2 separate regions of the Homo sapiens genome follow, and region 1 is linked to region 2. A link is a loop called in an ENCODE intact Hi-C map of the cell type or tissue named here. Cell type or tissue: heart right ventricle. All regions are shown on one strand. Each heading gives the region's core, and the rest is flanking DNA. Links, peaks and the distances in the headings are about the cores only. Region 1 overlaps GLE1 (GLE1 RNA export mediator). Region 2 overlaps SPTAN1 (spectrin alpha, non-erythrocytic 1).

Region 1 (2,910 bases), core at 220-2,719, 61 kb before region 2:
ATTTTTGACTCAATCTAGTGTCCCAAACATGGGGCTTTGCCTCTCCATTTCTCAGTTATTGGTTTCATTGTTGAGATAGATTAGGTGGCAAGATGGCTACTGGTAGCCCTGGACTCAGCATCTTCTTAGGTTAGCATTCCCAGATAGCTTCATCAGAAAAGTTCAAAGATATCCATGTCAGGTGTGTTAATGAAAATAAAAAAGCTGGGTGTGGAATCCCAGGACTTTGGGAGGCCAAGGCAGGTGGAACATTTGAGCTCAGGCATTCGAGACTAGCCTGCGCAACATGGGGAAACTCCATATTTACAAAAAAATTACCTGAACATGATGGCTCATGCCTACGGTCCCAGCTACTCAGAAGGCTGAGGTAGGAGGATCCTTGATCCTGGAAGGTCATGGCTGCAGTGAGCCTAGATAGCACGACTGTATGCCAGCACGGGTGATAGAGTAAGACCCTGTCTCAAAAAAAAAAAAAAGAAAAGAAAAAAGGCGGGGTGCGGTGGCTCACGCCTGTAATCCCAGCACTTTGGAAGGCCAAGGCGGGTGGATCACGAGGTCAAGAGATCAAGACCATCCTGGCTAACATGGTGAAACACCATCTCTACTAAAAATACAAAAAAAATTATCCTGGCGTGGTGGAGGGTTCCTGTAGTCCCAGCTACTTGGGAGGCTGAGGCAGGAGAATGGCATGAACCCGGGAGGCAGAGCTTGCAGTGAGCCGAGATTGCGCTACTGCACTCCAGCCTGGGCAACAGAGTGAGACTCCATCTCAAAAAAAAAAAAAAAGAAAAAGAAAAAGAAAAAAAATAGGCCAGGCATAGTGGCTCATGCCTGTAATTGTAGCACTTTGGGAGCCTGAGGTAGGAGGCTTGCCTGAGACTAGGAGTTTGGGACCAGCCTGGGCAACATGACAAAACCCTGTCTCTACAAAAAAATACAAAAATTAGCCAGGTGTGGTGGCGTGCGCCAGTGGTCCCAGCTACTTGTGAGACTGAGGCAGGAGGATCAATTGAAGCTGGAAGGTCCAGGCTGTAATGATCCGTGATCACGCCACTATACTCCAGCCTGGGAAACAGAGTGAGATCTTGTTTCAAAAAAAAAAAAAAAAAAAAACTTAGAAAAGTTCAAAGATGAACTCTGGCCTTCAGGTCATATTTTTCATTCCTCAAGTCCATACTGGGTGTAGGAGGATAGCAGACTTTTTTTTTTTTTTTTTTTGAGACGGAGTCTCTGTATCCCAGGCTAGAGTGCAGTCGTACGATCTCTGCGCACTGCAAGCTCCACCTCCCAGGTTCACGCCATTCTCCCGCCTCAGCCTCCCGAGTAGCTGGGACTACAGGCGCCCGCCACCATGCCTAGGCACGTGCCACCATGCCCGGCTAACTTGTGTATGTTTGGTAGAGACAGAGTATGTCTTGTGTATGTTTAGTAGAGACAGGGTTTAGTAGAGACAGGGTATGTCTTGTGTATGTTTAGTAGAGACAGGGTTTCACCATGTTGGTCAGGATAGTCTCAAACTCCTGACCTTGTAATCCGCCCACCACAGCCTCCCAAAGTGCTGGGGAAAAAGGTGCCTGGCCTTTTTTTTGAGATGGAGTCTTGCTCTGTCGCCCAGGCTGGAGTGCAGTGGCGCGATCTCAGCTCACTACAGCCTCCGCCTCCTGGGTTCAAGGGATTCTCCTGCCTTAGCCTGCCTCCTCAGTAGCTGGGATTATAGGTGCGTGCCACCACGCCTGGCTAATTTTTGTGTTTTTAGTAGGGACGGGGTTTCACCATGTTGGTCAGGATGGTCTCGAACTCCTGACTTTGTGATCCGCCCACCTCTGCCTCCCAAAGTACTGGGATTACAGGCGTGAGCCACCACACCCGGCCTGAGGATAGAGTACTTTGATAGCCAGCTTTCTCCTGAAGCCAGGAGGATGGAAGCTTAGGGATGTAGGTTGGGGATACTCCATCCAAAGCATCCCAGGATAAATGGACACTGATCTGAAGAAAGGGGAAACATTTTCTAGGCAGAGTAAAACAAACAAGTCAAAAAAAACATAGAAAAACCCAAAAAATCACCCAAAGTAACAAACATCAATTTATTAAAGAAAACAATTAGAACAAAGTCAATGTCATTCATGAAAAGCACACTAGTTCTGACCTAAATTTTTTTTTTGCTCTTGTTATTGGTGGTTGTTCATAAGTTGGGATGTGGTCTTTGTCTAGAAGAGATAACACCAACTTTACCATATTAAAAACTTATTTTTTAATTATTTTTCCATTTTCTGCTCATATAGGGCAAAGATGAGTCCCAGCACACAGAATCTATGGTACTTCAGTCCTCACGGGGGATCAAAGTGGAAGGCTGCGTCCGAATGTACGAACTGGTACACAGAATGAAAGGAACAGTAAGTGAACCCATGAAGGAAGGCAGCCTTGATCCTGCGAGCCACATTTAACTGCAGTTCCCCAGGGCGTAGGAATGGGCACTGTATGCTACTCATCCTTCCCACCTACTGTTTAGTTTTGGGGGTAGTGTAATAGAGGTCAGGAGTGAGTGCTCTGAAGTCAAGTCTGGTTTCAGATCCTGGCTGTTACATTTTACATGTGACTTTGGGAAAATTACTTAGCCTTTTCTGGCTTCCATTTACTTCTCCAAAATTTGGAAATGGTCTGGGATTGTTAGATAAGCTTATTCTGAGAAAATGGGACCTTAGCCTCTTTTTTTTTTTTTTTGAGGTGGAGTTTTTGCTCTTGTTGCCCAGGCTGGACTGGACTACAGTGGTGTAATCTTGGCTCACTGCAACCTCCACCTCCCAGGTTCAAGTGATTCTCCTGCCTCAGCCTCCCAAGTAACTAGGATTACAGGCTCGCGCCACCACACCCAGCTACTTTATTTTCTATTTACTAGAGACGGGGTTTCAC
Region 2 (2,910 bases), core at 209-2,708:
ATTAGGAATTCCACTCTAATAATTTAATAATAATTAATAGTATCAATTGTGTACCTATTATTATATAATACTAAAATATATAACTATACAATATAAATATATCATAAATATAATTATAAATGAAATATAAAGATATTATTAATAATATAAATGATAATGATTTTCCTGATGTAAACTAGAGTAAATCTACCTGTGAAAGAACTAGAGTAGATCTACCTACTTGTAACTTGAAGACCACCAAAAAACCACTGTGAACTGTGGACTTTTCCCTACTGCCAGTTAAATTTACTATTTCCTCTCAGTTTAGGGATTATCTTTTAAAAATATTTTTATTCAGCGCTCCATAAGGTCTCTAACTTGTCTAAACTCTATGGAAGAGCCAGATCCCACAGAGCCAGTTGTGATCTGATTAAAACTCTGATTTGAAACTTTCAGACCCGTTTGATGGAGCTGCACCGCCAGTGGGAATTACTTTTGGAGAAGATGCGAGAAAAAGGAATCAAACTGCTGCAGGCCCAGAAGTTGGTGCAGTACTTACGAGAATGTGAGGACGTGATGGACTGGATCAATGACAAGGCACGTTTTGGGAAGAAGGGTTTGCTAAGCTTTACTCAAAGAAAAGGGAAGAGACTCCTCTGTGATCTGTAGTGAGACCCAGTGTTAGCACAGATACGGCCATTTTAAGTAAAAGGGTGGAAGTGGGGTTGCTGTCTCTCCAGCTGCTCTCTAGGTGTATGTGCTATTCTGTAACTCTGAAGCCTGGAGTCGCTGAGACAGAAATGCCGTGAACTCAACCTCTTAACTTTCTGTGGGAGGAACTAAAATCACAAACCACAGACAAAACTGTATCCATTAAAGCTAACATGGCTCCGTCCCTAATGTGTCTGTTTGATGTTTCTGGAAGCCATTGTTAACAAATGTTGGTTGGTGACTCTGGCTCTCTTATGGTCCCTGAATAGGAAGCAATTGTTACTTCTGAAGAGCTGGGCCAGGATCTGGAGCATGTAGAGGTTTTACAGAAGAAATTTGAAGAGTTTCAAACAGATATGGCTGCTCATGAAGAAAGAGTTAATGAAGTGAACCAGTTTGCTGCCAAACTCATACAGGTAAATAGCAAAGTGCTGTATGCTTCTCACAACATTATTATGTTAACTTTTTAGTATATTCAGGATAAAATTTTGATGATTGGTCCCCTAATTTCTGAGTGAGCAAGTTTTTGTAAGCATGTCTGAGAGTTTTGTTTAGATGTGAGGCACAATACTGATTACTCCTAAATTGGAAAATGCTTTTCAATGTGTTGCCTTGGGCAGGAAGGGCAGAGTTCATTTGATCTGTTTCCTCTACCCACTTTTGGGTAGGGCTGGGTGAAGCTTTTATTGGACTGCTGAAGCTAGGTCTCAGGGTTTCTCAGACGAGGGTGTGGTGGTGAATGCTAAGTTAGTATTGGCAGATGTCCACCAATGCATTAGGGCTCTTGCCTTCCTTTTTTATTTGAAGCTTCCCTGGGCTCTCTTGGGAGCCTGGGAGAACCTTGTCGTGAATAGGCTCTCCACTCTGGCGCTGGAGCCCATTAAGAGGGAATGACAACCCTTCCCCAGTGCCCACGTGTACAATCCTGTAAGCTGCTTCCACTACGAGTCCAAAGGGTTCCAAAGACATCAAGTACTCGGAACCAGAGAGTTTTTACTTTTAGGGAAATTTGATTTGGGGGGTACAAATTTTAAGTGTATAAATCTGCTTATAGGCTGGTACTTGTTTCCATTTTCTGGCCAGTGATTAAGAGAAAGATACCCGGCATTCCTCAGAAATATCTCACCCTTCCACAGTGACAGATGTGTTGCTTTTCCAAACCCTAAGCTTTCCTGCGGTTGAGCTTGAGAAAAGTAGTCAGGCCAAACCCATGGTATCCCAGATGGATTCAAGAACCCTGAAATGCTTCATTTTATTACTTTGTATCATATTTTTTAAAACACCAAAATGTGGTTGGTAGGGAAGGATACTTTTAAAGAAATGTCTCTAAGCTTGATGCAGTGGCACCTGCCTATAGACCCAGCTACTCTACTCAGACTCAGGCTGACAAGACAGGATCACTTGAGACCAGCCTGGGTAACATAGCAAGACCCTGTCTCAAAAAAGAAAAAAAGAAATGTCGTCAGTCTAAAGCCAGGGACAAACTCTTGAGCCCCGAAAATTATGTTTATGTGCAAGAATGCTTAACAGCCTCATGAACATCTGAAATACCAAATTTTCAAGCAGTTAGGGTAGATGAGTACATTGATAAAGTTACCACACAGTTGTTGCCAAACTATTTATTAACATAAAGGTTTTTGGCACTTTTGCACATAACCACCTTATAGACTAACCACACTACTCCAAAAGATAGAGAATGGCTCTCCCCTTTTTACATAAGAAATAGAAACTCTTTGGAGTTGTAGTTCACTTTGTATCATGTTGACCATTATTTCTTGTGATTCTCTTCAGAGTGGTGATTTGCTGAGATGCTTCAAGGAACCAACCCCAGGGTAACTAGTTGGAGGAGCCAGAAGTTGTGTACAAATCCAGTCTCTTCTCTTCCTTGTTTAGGAGCAGCACCCTGAGGAGGAACTGATCAAGACTAAGCAGGATGAAGTCAATGCAGCCTGGCAGCGGCTGAAGGGCCTGGCTCTGCAGAGGCAGGGGAAGCTCTTTGGGGCAGCAGAAGTTCAGCGCTTTAACAGGTGTCAAGCCAGAGTGGGCTTTGGGGAATGGGTCTCAACCTGGAGGGGAGTTGTGAAGCACAGGGCATGTGCTGGTGAGCTGTCGAGGCTGACTAGGCCTTGGTCCCATGGGGTGTTCCTAGTTCTAGGGAGTCATCATTGCTGTGGATTAACTGGTGCCTTTGTTCTGTAGGGATGTGGATGAGACTATCAG

Evidence for each region. A loop is a pair of places that touch in the nucleus more often than their neighbours do. Peaks named below come from ENCODE experiments on the same cell type or tissue, not always from the same donor. Only the 100,000 strongest peaks of a DNase experiment are listed, where the experiment ranks them.
Region 1: a loop joins it to region 2, with 1.9 times the contacts of the local background. A loop is called at or near these places in 7 of 110 quality-filtered maps.

Annotation. Positions count from the first base shown.
Region 1 is chr9:128,513,247-128,516,156 of GRCh38, forward strand. It overlaps GLE1 (GLE1 RNA export mediator), which reads left to right. Exons shown (of 16, transcript NM_001003722.2): 3 at 2,283-2,393. Among named protein-coding and RNA genes, the nearest start is that of GLE1, 10 kb to the left of the region's middle. In heart right ventricle, for the core only: no CTCF peak of the experiment used is centred there; no DNase peak of the experiment used is centred there.
Region 2 is chr9:128,574,240-128,577,149 of GRCh38, forward strand. It overlaps SPTAN1 (spectrin alpha, non-erythrocytic 1), which reads left to right. Exons shown (of 57, transcript NM_001130438.3): 4 at 436-576; 5 at 960-1,106; 6 at 2,584-2,717; 7 at 2,890-2,910. Among named protein-coding and RNA genes, the nearest start is that of SPTAN1, 23 kb to the left of the region's middle. In heart right ventricle, for the core only: no CTCF peak of the experiment used is centred there; a DNase peak (open chromatin) is centred at 1,516; H3K27ac peaks cover 2,310 bases.